Linked DNA regions of Homo sapiens: region 1 is linked to region 2. The links are chromatin loops, found by intact Hi-C in ENCODE. Cell type or tissue: OCI-LY7. All regions are shown on one strand. Each heading gives the region's core, and the rest is flanking DNA. Links, peaks and the distances in the headings are about the cores only. Region 1 has its middle 3.1 kb from the start of VRTN. Region 2 overlaps YLPM1 (YLP motif containing 1).

Evidence for each region. Peaks named below come from ENCODE experiments on the same cell type or tissue, not always from the same donor. Only the 100,000 strongest peaks of a DNase experiment are listed, where the experiment ranks them.
Region 1: it touches region 2 in a loop (3-fold over the local background); 1 of 110 quality-filtered maps calls a loop at or near these places.

What each region holds. Positions count from the first base shown.
Region 1 is chr14:74,342,699-74,348,078 of GRCh38, forward strand. It overlaps a transcript of VRTN not described here. Among named protein-coding and RNA genes, the nearest start is that of VRTN, 3.1 kb to the right of the region's middle. In OCI-LY7, for the core only: no CTCF peak of the experiment used is centred there; no DNase peak of the experiment used is centred there.
Region 2 is chr14:74,833,102-74,838,481 of GRCh38, forward strand. YLPM1 (YLP motif containing 1) reads left to right here. Exons shown (of 21, transcript NM_019589.3): 20 at 2,164-2,346; 21 at 2,674-4,217. The coding sequence ends at 2,310. Among named protein-coding and RNA genes, the nearest start is that of PROX2, 40 kb to the right of the region's middle. In OCI-LY7, for the core only: no CTCF peak of the experiment used is centred there; DNase peaks (open chromatin) are centred at 2,710 and 3,720; H3K27ac peaks cover 360 bases.

The sequences.
Region 1 (5,380 bases), core at 172-5,171, 490 kb before region 2:
GTGATCACAGCTCACTACAACCTTGAACTCCTCAGCCTCCCAAGTAGTTGGGACTACAGGCGCATGACACCACACAGGGCTAACTTTTTCTTTTTTACTTTTGTGGAGACAAGGTCTCACTGTGTTGCTCAAGCTGGTGTTGAACTCCTGGGCTCAAGTCCTCCTGCCTTGACCTCCCAAAGTTCTAGGATTACAGGTGTGAGCCACCACGCCAGTCTAAAAGGCTCTTACATATATGAAAAATGCTCTTTCATCATAATTTAAAAATGTAAATTAAAACTATACTGAGAAAAACAAAAAAACTATACTGAGGGAATAATTTTTCACCTATTAGATTGACAAAGATTATAAAACACTTTTTCTGATAACACATTATACTGGCAGGGTGGAGAAATTGTACTCTCATACTGTTTTCGGGAAAGTAAATTGATACAACTTTTTTTTTTTGAGACAGAGTCTTGCTCTGTGGCCAGGCTGGAGTGCAGTGCTGCGACCTTGGCTAACTGCAAACTCTACCTTCCAGGTTCAAGCGATTCTCCTGCCTCAATCTCCTGAGTAGCTGGGATTACAGGCACATGCCACCATACCCAGCTGATTTTTGTAGTTTTAGTAGAGACAGGGTTTCACCATGTTGGCCAGGCTGGTCTCAAACTCCTGACCTTGGTGATCCATCCGCCTCAGCCTCCCAAAGGGCTGGGATTACAGGCGTGAGCCACCGTGCCTGACTGGCCTGGTATAACTTCTAAGTGGGGAAATTTGCAAGATCTATACAAATTACTATTACACATACAATTTGAAGGTACGGCTATACTTGTACATGTGGAAAATTATGCATGTACAGGCTTACCCACCGTAGCATGGTTCAATCAGCAAAAGATGGAAATGACCTTAATGTTCATCAGTAGAAGACTGGATCCATAAATCACGCCCATGCATTAAATGGAGTTCATGCTATCTCGGCTAAAATAGAAGCCACCAGCCACATGTGGCTGTGGAGTATCTGAAATGTGGCTAATCCCAATTGAGATGTGCTTTAAGTGTAAAATACACACCAGATTTTGAAGACTTGGTACAAAAAAGGAATGTAAAACATACATCGCATTAATTTTTTTTTTTAAGACGGAGTCTCACTCTGTCACCAGGCTGGAGTACAGTGGCGTGATCTCGGCTCACTGCAACCTCCGCCTCCCGGGTTCAAGTGATTCTCCTGTCTCAGCCTCCCGAGTAGCTGGGATTACAGGTGTGCGCCACCATGCCCGGCTTATTTTTTTGTATTTTTGTAGATGCGGGGGTTTCACCATGTGGGCCAGGCTGGTCTCGAACTCCTGACCTCAAGTAATCCACCTGCCTCAGCCTCCCAAAGTGCTGGGATTGCAGGTGTGAGCCACCACGCCTGGCCTCCTTTTAACTTTAAAAAATGTGTTTACCGGCTGGGCATGGTAGCTAATGCCTATAATCCTAGCATTTGGGGAGGCCAAAGGGGGAGGATCACTTGAACGCAGGAGTTCAAAACCAGCCTGGACAGCATAACAAGACTCTGCTTTCTACAAAAAAAAAAAAAAAAATTAGCCAGATATGGTGGTGCCCAGCTATGGTCCCAGCCAGTTGGAGAAGCTGAGGTGAGAGGATTGCTTGATCAAGGTCAAGGCTGCAGTGAGCCGTGATCATGCCAGTGTACTCCAGCCTGGGTGACAGAGCAAGACTGTCTCAAAAAAAAAAAAAAAAAAAGTGTTCACTGGAAAATGTAAAAGTGGCTGGGCATGGTGGCTCACACCTGTAATCCTAGCACTTTGGAAGGCTGAGGTGGGCGGATCACTTGAGGTCAGGAGTTCGAAACCAGCCTGGCCACATGGTAAAACCCTGTCTCTACTAAAAATACAAAAAAATTAGCAGGGGCGTGGTGGTGGGCATCTGTAATCCCAGCTACTCAGGAGGCTGAGGCAGGAGAATCACTTGAACCTGGGAGGCAGAGGTTGCAGTGAGCTGAGATCGCGGCACTGCACTCCAGCCTGAGCAACAGATGGAGACTCTGACTAAAAAAAAAAAAAATGAAAAAAAGAAAAATGTAAAAATATGTGTGTAACCCTCTTTAAATTTCATTGGACAGTAGTGGCTCTGGATAAAAAAATGAAGTGAAAAAAGCAAGGTGCATAAGAGTGTATAGTAGACTACCATTTGTGCTTTAAAGAAAGGAAAAAAGCTCTGTCTCTGATACTTGCTTGTTTATACATAACCCATCTCTGGAGTGATGCACTAGAAACAATACTGGCTGCTTCTGGAGAGAGAAACTGTAGTAGAGAAAAGAGCTGAAATTTGAATCCTGATCTTTTTGTAAAATTTTTATTTTTATTTTTCATTTATTTTTTTGAGACAAGGTCTTGCTCTGTTGCTCAAGCTGAAGTGCAGTGGTACAACCTTGGCTCACTGCAGCCTTCACCTCCTGGGCTTATTGATCCTCCTGCCTCAGCCCTGAGTAAGTAGGATCACAGGTTCATACCACCATGCCTGGCCAATTTTTAAATTTTTGCAGAGATGGGAGCTTGGTGTGTTTGCCCAGGCTGGTCTCGAACTCCTGGGCTCAACTGATCCTTCTGCCTTGGCCTCCCAACGTGCTGGGATTACAGACATGAGCCACTGCACCCTGCCTATTTTTTTTTTTTTTTTTTTTTTTGAGATGGAGTTTCACTCTATCGCCCAGGCTGGAGTGCAGTGGCACAATCTCAGCTCACTGCAACCTCTGTCTCCCAGGTACAAGCAATTCTCCTGCCTCAGCCTCCCGAGTAGCTGGGATTATGGGCACCTGCCACCATGCCCGGCTAATTTTTATATTTCTAGTAGAGACAAGGTTTCACCATGTTGGTGAAACACCCAGTTGCACCCTGCCTATTATTACTTAGTCAAAAATGTTTTTAAAATAGCTTAACATAAAACAAAAATATCCTTGGCCAGGCATGGTCGCTCACATCTGTAATCCCAGCACTTTGGGAGGCCAAAGTGGGTGGATCACCTGTGGTCAGGAGTTCGAGACCACCCCGGCCAACATGGCGAAACCCTGTCTCTACTAAAAATACAAAAATTAGCTGGGTGTGGTGGCAGGGGCCTGTAATCCCAGCTACTGGGGAGGCTTAGGCAGGAGAATCACTTGAACCTGGGAGTTGGAGGTTGAGGTGAGCCGAGATTGTGCCACTGCACTCCAGCCTGGGCAACAACAGCAAGACTCCATCTCCAAAAAAAAAAAAAAAAGAAAAAGAAAAGCAAGGAAAATACCCATAGAGAAACTAGAAAAATAAACACGTATATATGCACATAAAAAGATGAAAATGGGCTGGGTACGGTGGCTTGCACCTGTAATCCCAGCACTTTGGGAGGCTAAGGCAGGAGGATTTGAGCCCAGGAGTTTGAGACCAGTCTGGGCAACATAGGGAGACCCTGTTTCTATTAAAAAAAAAAAAAATTTATCTGGGCATGGTGGCGTGTGCCTGTTGTCCCAGCTCCTCGGGAGGCTGAGGTGGCAGGATCACTCGAGCTCGGAGTTTGAGGCTGCAGTGAGCTATGATCCCACCATCTCACCCCAGCAGCAACAGAGTGAAACCCTGTGTCAAAAAAAGAAAAGAAAAGAAAAGAAAGATGAAAATGCACAGCAAAAGGACTGGCAGGTTTAGTGAGGAGAATGTGTTGGGTGTGGAACAAGGACTTGCTTACCTACTCTTTTTTTTTCTTTTTTTAAGACAGGATCTCACTCTGTCACCCAGGCTGGAGTGTAGTGGTGCAACAGTGCCATCATAGCTCACTGCAGCTTCTACCTTGTGGACTCAAGCAATCCTCTGGCCCCAGCCTTCCGAGTAGCTGGGACTATAGGCATGCACTACCACGCCTGGCCATTTTATTCTGTATTATTTCAATCTTTTGTAAAGAGAATGCTTAACTTGTGTAATTCTAAGAAAAAAGAACTGGATTAGAACAAAATATACTGAGATGTTAACAATAGCTGTCTTTAGATAATGGGATTATAGGTAATTTTTCTTCCCTTTACTTTACTTTAAAAAAATTTCCCAATTATTCTTAAATAACACTCTTACTTTTGTAATGGAAAAGCCAACAAACCTTTTTGTTTTTTCACTACTTTCTTTTTAAAAAACACTTTGAAAGATTCCATTAGCCTTTTAAAAATTTTTAAATTATCTTCATTGGTTTTTAAAATGATAGCAAGTAATGCAGACGTTTTTTATAAAATGTCAAACAGCACAGAGAGAACATAGTGTGGAAAGAAAAGGTATTTCGTAATTCCATCTCCTCCTATGAGATAACCACTATTCTCCAAAACTTTAAAAATACAGCATATTTATATTAAGAATTTAAACATAATTTCAAATTAACTGGAAAGGCTGAGAACTAGAATACACTTTCTTTGTACCAAGCAGAGTTCTAAATGTTTTAAATTTTATCATCTCGTGGAATTTATCCAATGACTCTCTGGGGTAGATGCTATACCCCATTAACCACAAAGTCAGGCTGGGAGGGGTTAAACAATTTGCCCAAGGCCACATTCTAGTAAGGGGCAGGATTGGCATTCAAACCCAAGTCCAAGACACCCGCTAAGCCACAGCCTCAGGCCACTGCCATTCCTGGTGGGTGGGGCGGGTGTGATTAAGATGCAGGAACTGGACTTGAGTTCAAGTGTGGCGGCTCTTCTTCCAGTGCCCCTGGGAAAGGGTGTTTTGTGAAGGATTTTTGCTTTTGGTGATAACTGTGGAGCTGTGATTGAGAGAGGAGAAAATGATAATAGTGGAGCTGGAGCATAATGGATGCATGGGGGCATTTTACAGTGGTTGTCAGGGGAGAGACAGCACGGAGGAGCTGTGGGTGGAATTGGAAAGAAGCAGTTAGCTACAGCACTCCAAAGGGTTAAAGCCAGGCTGGAAAGCCCCTTGGGGGGAAGCTGCCACCAAGGCTGCAATCCTGAGGCCTTCACCTCCCCCATCAGCAGGGGCTGGACTGGTTCCTCCTGGGATTATTTGAGGCCCCTGGGCCCTAGGTGAGCCATGGGGGAGGGACCGAAGCTGCAGGTACTGCGTGCCCCCACCTTTCAGTGGGGCTCAGTAAGTTAGGTGCCCTGGGATAGGCCCCCTGGCTCCTAACAGATGCAGCTCTGGCCCAGGCTTGCTTTGGGAATGAGAGGTGTTGAGCCCCAAGCCTGGGGGATGCTCAGAGAATGGTGGAGATGCAGCCTTTAGAGAAAGTGGGGCCTTCCTGGATGGGAAGGGAGACTGCCCCATGATGGGGCCGTGAGTAGCTCTCCAGTCTGCCTGGTTCTGCCTGTCTTACAGGACTGGGGTTGGTGAGAGCTGCCTCACAAAGAGATGCATTTTGAGGGTTCAGA
Region 2 (5,380 bases), core at 177-5,176:
CACAGCAAATTTAAATCCATTCCCACGGCATCCTGAGCACAGTATTGTGTTTTCACATAAATGCCCAAGACTTAGTTCGTAATGATCTTTCGCTAAAATGTGTATCCTTGATCCAGGTGGAGCTGAGAGAATATACATGAATTAAATTTAATTAATTAATTATTATTGAGGTAGGGTCTCTCTGTCACCCAGGCTGGAGTACAGTGGTGTGATCTTGGCTCACTGCCACTTCTGCCTCCCAGGCTCAAACAATTCTCCCACCTCATCCTCCCTAGTAGCTAGGATTTCAGGCACCCACCACACACCATGCCCAGCTAATTTTTGTATTTTTAGTAGAGACACGGTTTCGCCTTGTTGCCCAGGCTGGTCTTGAACACCTAGGCTGACGTGATCTGCCGGCCTCGGCCTCCCAAAGTGCTGGAGTTATAGGTGTAAGCCACTGTGCCTGGCTGTATATATGAATTAATCAAAATAGGTACTTCAGCATTGATGAGCAGAATGCCCAAAGATTTTTCTATATTGAAGCCCACATTATTTATTAGGCTTCTTACTAAAGCCCATGAAAGACATTGAGCCATAGGTTTTCTATACACTAAAAACCTACTTTCTGGAAAGTCAGATGTTACCAGTTTCTTCCCACTGCTATTACTTTGGCTCCTCCCTTTGACCAGGTGATACTGTTAAAAGCCTAGTTATTTCATTGCTAGTCATGCAAATGGTAATTAGTGTACATTAGAGCAATAATGCATTCCCAGGTTCAGTGTAAAGAGCATGGTGTTTCCATGCTCTGGTTCTCTCTCCTTGTCACAGATAATAAATCACAAGCCATGTTTAAAATACATTCTCTGCAGTCTTTGATACTGTGTAGTGCAAGCAACAGATTCATAGTTTCTTTTTAAGAATCTGAACTTTTACAGAATATGTATATCTCCATATACTTTTAAAAACATATTAACATAATATGTGGCTGGGCATGGTGGCTCATGCTTGTAATCCTAGCACTTTGGGCGGCCAAGGCAGGAGGATTGCTTGAGTCCAGCAGTTTGAGACCAGCCTGGGCAACATAGTGAGACTCTGACTCTAAAAAAAAAAAAAAAAATTACAAAAATTTTTAAAAAGCATAATATGTAAGAATATATATATATTAAAAATCAGAATACCAATAGGAAATATCCCTGATCCATATATTTGTAGTTGTAATCTTGCCATGAATTATATCAGTTGAGTCTGTTTCTTGGTCTCTTTATCTCATGAATGAAAGTAATAATACCAGCTTACTGTTTTCTCTAAGATTAAATTTCAAGAAATATTTTTGTGTAGAGATAAATAAAATTCAGTTATTGATCTAGGGTGTTGATAGTCTGTTAGGGAAGACAGATCTGTAAGTGGATAATTATACTACGGTGTGGAAGTTCAAAAGCAGACATATCAAAATCCGGAAGTTAACTGTGGAAAGCAGTGATTATTTGATTGGCAAAGGAAAAAGGGGTAAGTCAGGGAAGGATGACTAGACTCATGCCAAGTGGATAAGGTTAGGGAAAAGACATTTCAGGAAGAATGACTAGTACATATATGCAGAGTTATAGAGACATGAAATGGTGCGATGCGCTCTGAGTGCTAGAAGGAAGTCTGTATTGTTTGTATAAAATGCCATAGGCACTGGCCAGAGATGTTGCAGGAAAGTGTAGTTGGGGCCAGATCAAGAGGGACCTGAGTTCTTGGACTTTGCCTGGTAGGTAGGGGAAGGAGTTAAAGCAAATGAATCACAACTGTGTGTTTTAGGAAGATCACTCTGGCAGCATGAATCTGGAGCGGGTGAGTACAGACAGGAAGACTAGGTAGAGATTAGTGCTTTGCTTTCAGGTGAAAAAAAAATGAGGTCAGTGAATTATTAAATAAAAAGGAATGGCAGAGGAGAAAGAGAGGACAGGATTGAGCTGAACTGTTCAGGAGCTGGAATGGTTAGGACTTGGATTGTCCAGAGAGTTTTCTCTTTGTGACTTAAAATATATGGCTTTTCCCAGTTTTCCTGGGTTAGTTTTTAATTTTTTAAACTTGCGGTTTCAAATGAGTCATTCTACCCCTTAGACTGTCCAGAGAGGGAGGGGGCTCTTTGCATATTTATTTTTCCTAAAGCTCAGCCTAATGCTATGTTCTTTTTAGGTCAGATGGGCAGACCTGGAAGAGAAGAAGGATGCAGATAGGAAAAGGGCCATAGGTTTTGTGGTCGGACAGACTGATTGGGAGAAGATCACAGATGAAAGTGGTCACCTGGCTGAAAAAGCCCTCAATCGAACCAAATATATATGAGACTTAGTTTTTGAACGGAGTCATTATTCCTCTAAGGTAAGAGTACACAGTCATATAAATAGCCTACTGTGTGGTTGCTTCAAAGGGTTTGAGATAAAGAAGACAGCATATTTTGCTAAAAATGCTCTCTTCTTGTGTTATTTTATAGTTCTGAAAGAGTAAGTATGTACTAGTTGTTAACATTTACAATACTATTAGAAAAGGAAGCCATTTTCTGCAAGCTGGCTCACTTATAAAAATAAAAACCTTGAGAAAAACTTGAATTCTATAGATTTGGGAAGGACTGAAATGATGTTATACTAAGGGCTACTGAACTTTTTGCCTGTTCTTTCCAGGTGTGACAGCCTTTTCTTTTCTTTCCAGGTGGTTCGCTTTGAGGTGGTCTGAAGCCAAGGCCTCGCGGAGCTTCTTTGTGTGTCACCTTGCTTCCACGTTTCAGTTCTTGTTTTGTTTCTACTGCTTTAGTTTTTTTTAAAGTTCTCCAGTGTCCCCAAGAGGTATTAGAATCTTGCTGTACCCAAGCAAGACGTTAATTTTTCTTTTAACTGTTTTGGGGAGGGAGGGAGTGATAGCTTAACTGCTGAAGCCAGGCGGGGGTCTGCTGGAGGATTCCAACAGAGAGTATTTCCTCCACTGTACAATGTCACAGACTATCTCTATCATCATTGCTTTGTGGCTGTTTCTGTTTTTTACTGTATGTAACTGGTAGCTGATTGTACTAGGATTAAAAACAATAAACTTTCATGATAAAGCCGATGAGATTCATGGGCTATACAGCATGGGCCCTTTTCTCTTGTTTTCTTAATTTTATTTTTAATTGCTTTTTAAATATGGTATGTCCTAATTAAATGCTAGCTGAACATCCCAAAACCTTTTTTTCATTGAATATTATATGGCTCAATGATTCCGTAGCACATGTTGTAAAACACAGGGTTCAAATGATGTTCAAAACACTCATCTTTGTTTTATAGCTGATTTCTCTATCTTTGTGTCTTGAAGACTGACCAAGTTCAAATATTCATCAGTTCCCTGGAGCATATCCATTCTGTAACATGATGCTTTATTTAAAAATTTTTTTTGATCCTCTCTCTGTTCTTCCCTCTCTTCTTTCCTTCCTTCTTCTTTTCACTTTCTGCCTTTATGCTGTTAGGTTTTTATTTTTTCCTGATCTGGCTTTGAATTCTGGTAGACAGAACTGATGTATTCTGTGGAACTCAAGCTTGTTGCCTTCATTTGAACTTGAATTGTGGATTTTTAAATGAAGATTGCAGGGAAAGAGTATAAAGATGCAGAGCACTCTGGCATGTAACCTTTAAGCCTGTCAGGTTTTCAAGTTCTTGCCAGATTGTTCATTACTGGAAAGCATGGCCTTCTGCACAGAATTTCCTCTCTTGTGGTTAATACCAGGTGGAACCCAGAAACATACAGAGATAAAACCCAAATATTATTTCTATGTAAACACAGAAAAGGGACTCTTCCCTTTTTCATCCTGCAAAGAAAAAAGTCATCTTTTAGCATGAAAGAAGATGAGAGAGCCTTCTTCCTCAAGCATAATTTGCATTTTGTAATCCAACTCAGTAATTTGTAAATGTGTTCACTGAAGACTTCAATATTTTGAAATATTCTCTTTCAGGCCACAGATGAAAATCCTTTACTTTTATGACCTACATTAAAGACTGTATGAATAGAGCTAATAGTTACTAGCATTTGAATAGTATCACTTTGGGTTCAACAAATTGATATTATAGTACTGAATACCCCTAATTTAATGGAAATTCTAACAACTTTCTGTACTTTTATCTTCCCTGAAAATCTGAATTTTTAAGCAAGTGACTTTAAGTTCATTAAGTCAATATTGAATGTATAAATTGCTACATTAAATAACTTCTGCTGTTTGTAGTATTTAATAAGCTATTTTCATTGCTTATTGGCCTACAATACATTTCTGTGTACTGACCTTTCTCAGCAGCCTTTATTATGTAGAGTGAAGATATGTCGCAAAAATAGCCAAATAGAATTATTGTTTGTACAAAGACTCATTTACTACTTTCTAAAGCCACCCAATGCCTATTATCAAAAACAAAACTTCCATAATGTGTTCTCTAGTTCAGATGAAATGGAGGCCGATATGTTCTTCTGCAGGATGCTTTATTTCAGTTGTCCTTAACCTTGTGATGTTCTGACAGTAGTTAGAATGCCAATGAAATGAGTGGTGATTATCCGTGAGTCACTTGGAATCATGGGTAATTTTGCATATGTGTGTTTTCACCTTACAGCCATGGCTTTATGTCTGTGCTCTTATACCAGGGCAGGGTGGGAAGCTGGGGAAGAGTTAACATAGTCAGAAACGGCCTCTGCCAATTTTCAGAAGATATAGATTACGTGACCTTAGAGAATGAACATAGAGTGCTCCTACTTTAGAAAATGGGTATAACAACCTTCATGCAAGGAGATTAATGAAAAAAGATTTGGCACCAAAAAGAGTAATAGAGACAGCCAGCTGATAATTGATTTTGCTAGTCCAATGTGGGACTTAACAAAATTCTTGCACTTACATTACTATTAGAAGCAGTATCGTATAGGAAGCCCAAGGTATCTTGAAGAAGAAATTTGGTGTGGGTAGAAAATGCCTTGATAATACAAATATTTTAAGTTTGTTAAGAGGTGTCCTGGAAATGCAGAGGACTAATTTTGGATTCCATTATTTGCTAGCATTTTATTTTAATTTTATTAACATTGTCTTCTCTTAGAAAGTTGCTGGTTTAAATCATATGAGTTTTATTTTAAATCTTTTGTGGTGTCATGTTACTTAAAATAATCTTATGTTGGGAAAGGTTTCTGATACCTTGGTGGGTATTTCAGCTTTTTTTTTTTTTTTGTCAGCTCTGTAAAGGATGATTTCAGACATTTTAAACTGAAAGTGAAATCTCTCACTTAAGTGATCTAACTTTACTTGTAAACTTCCTGTGTGAGGAATTCAGTAGACGAGACCCAGAAATGTTTCTGTTTGAGAATATTTAGAGTTAAGTGCCGTATTTGAAATATTCAGGGACTGATTGTAGAATCAGAA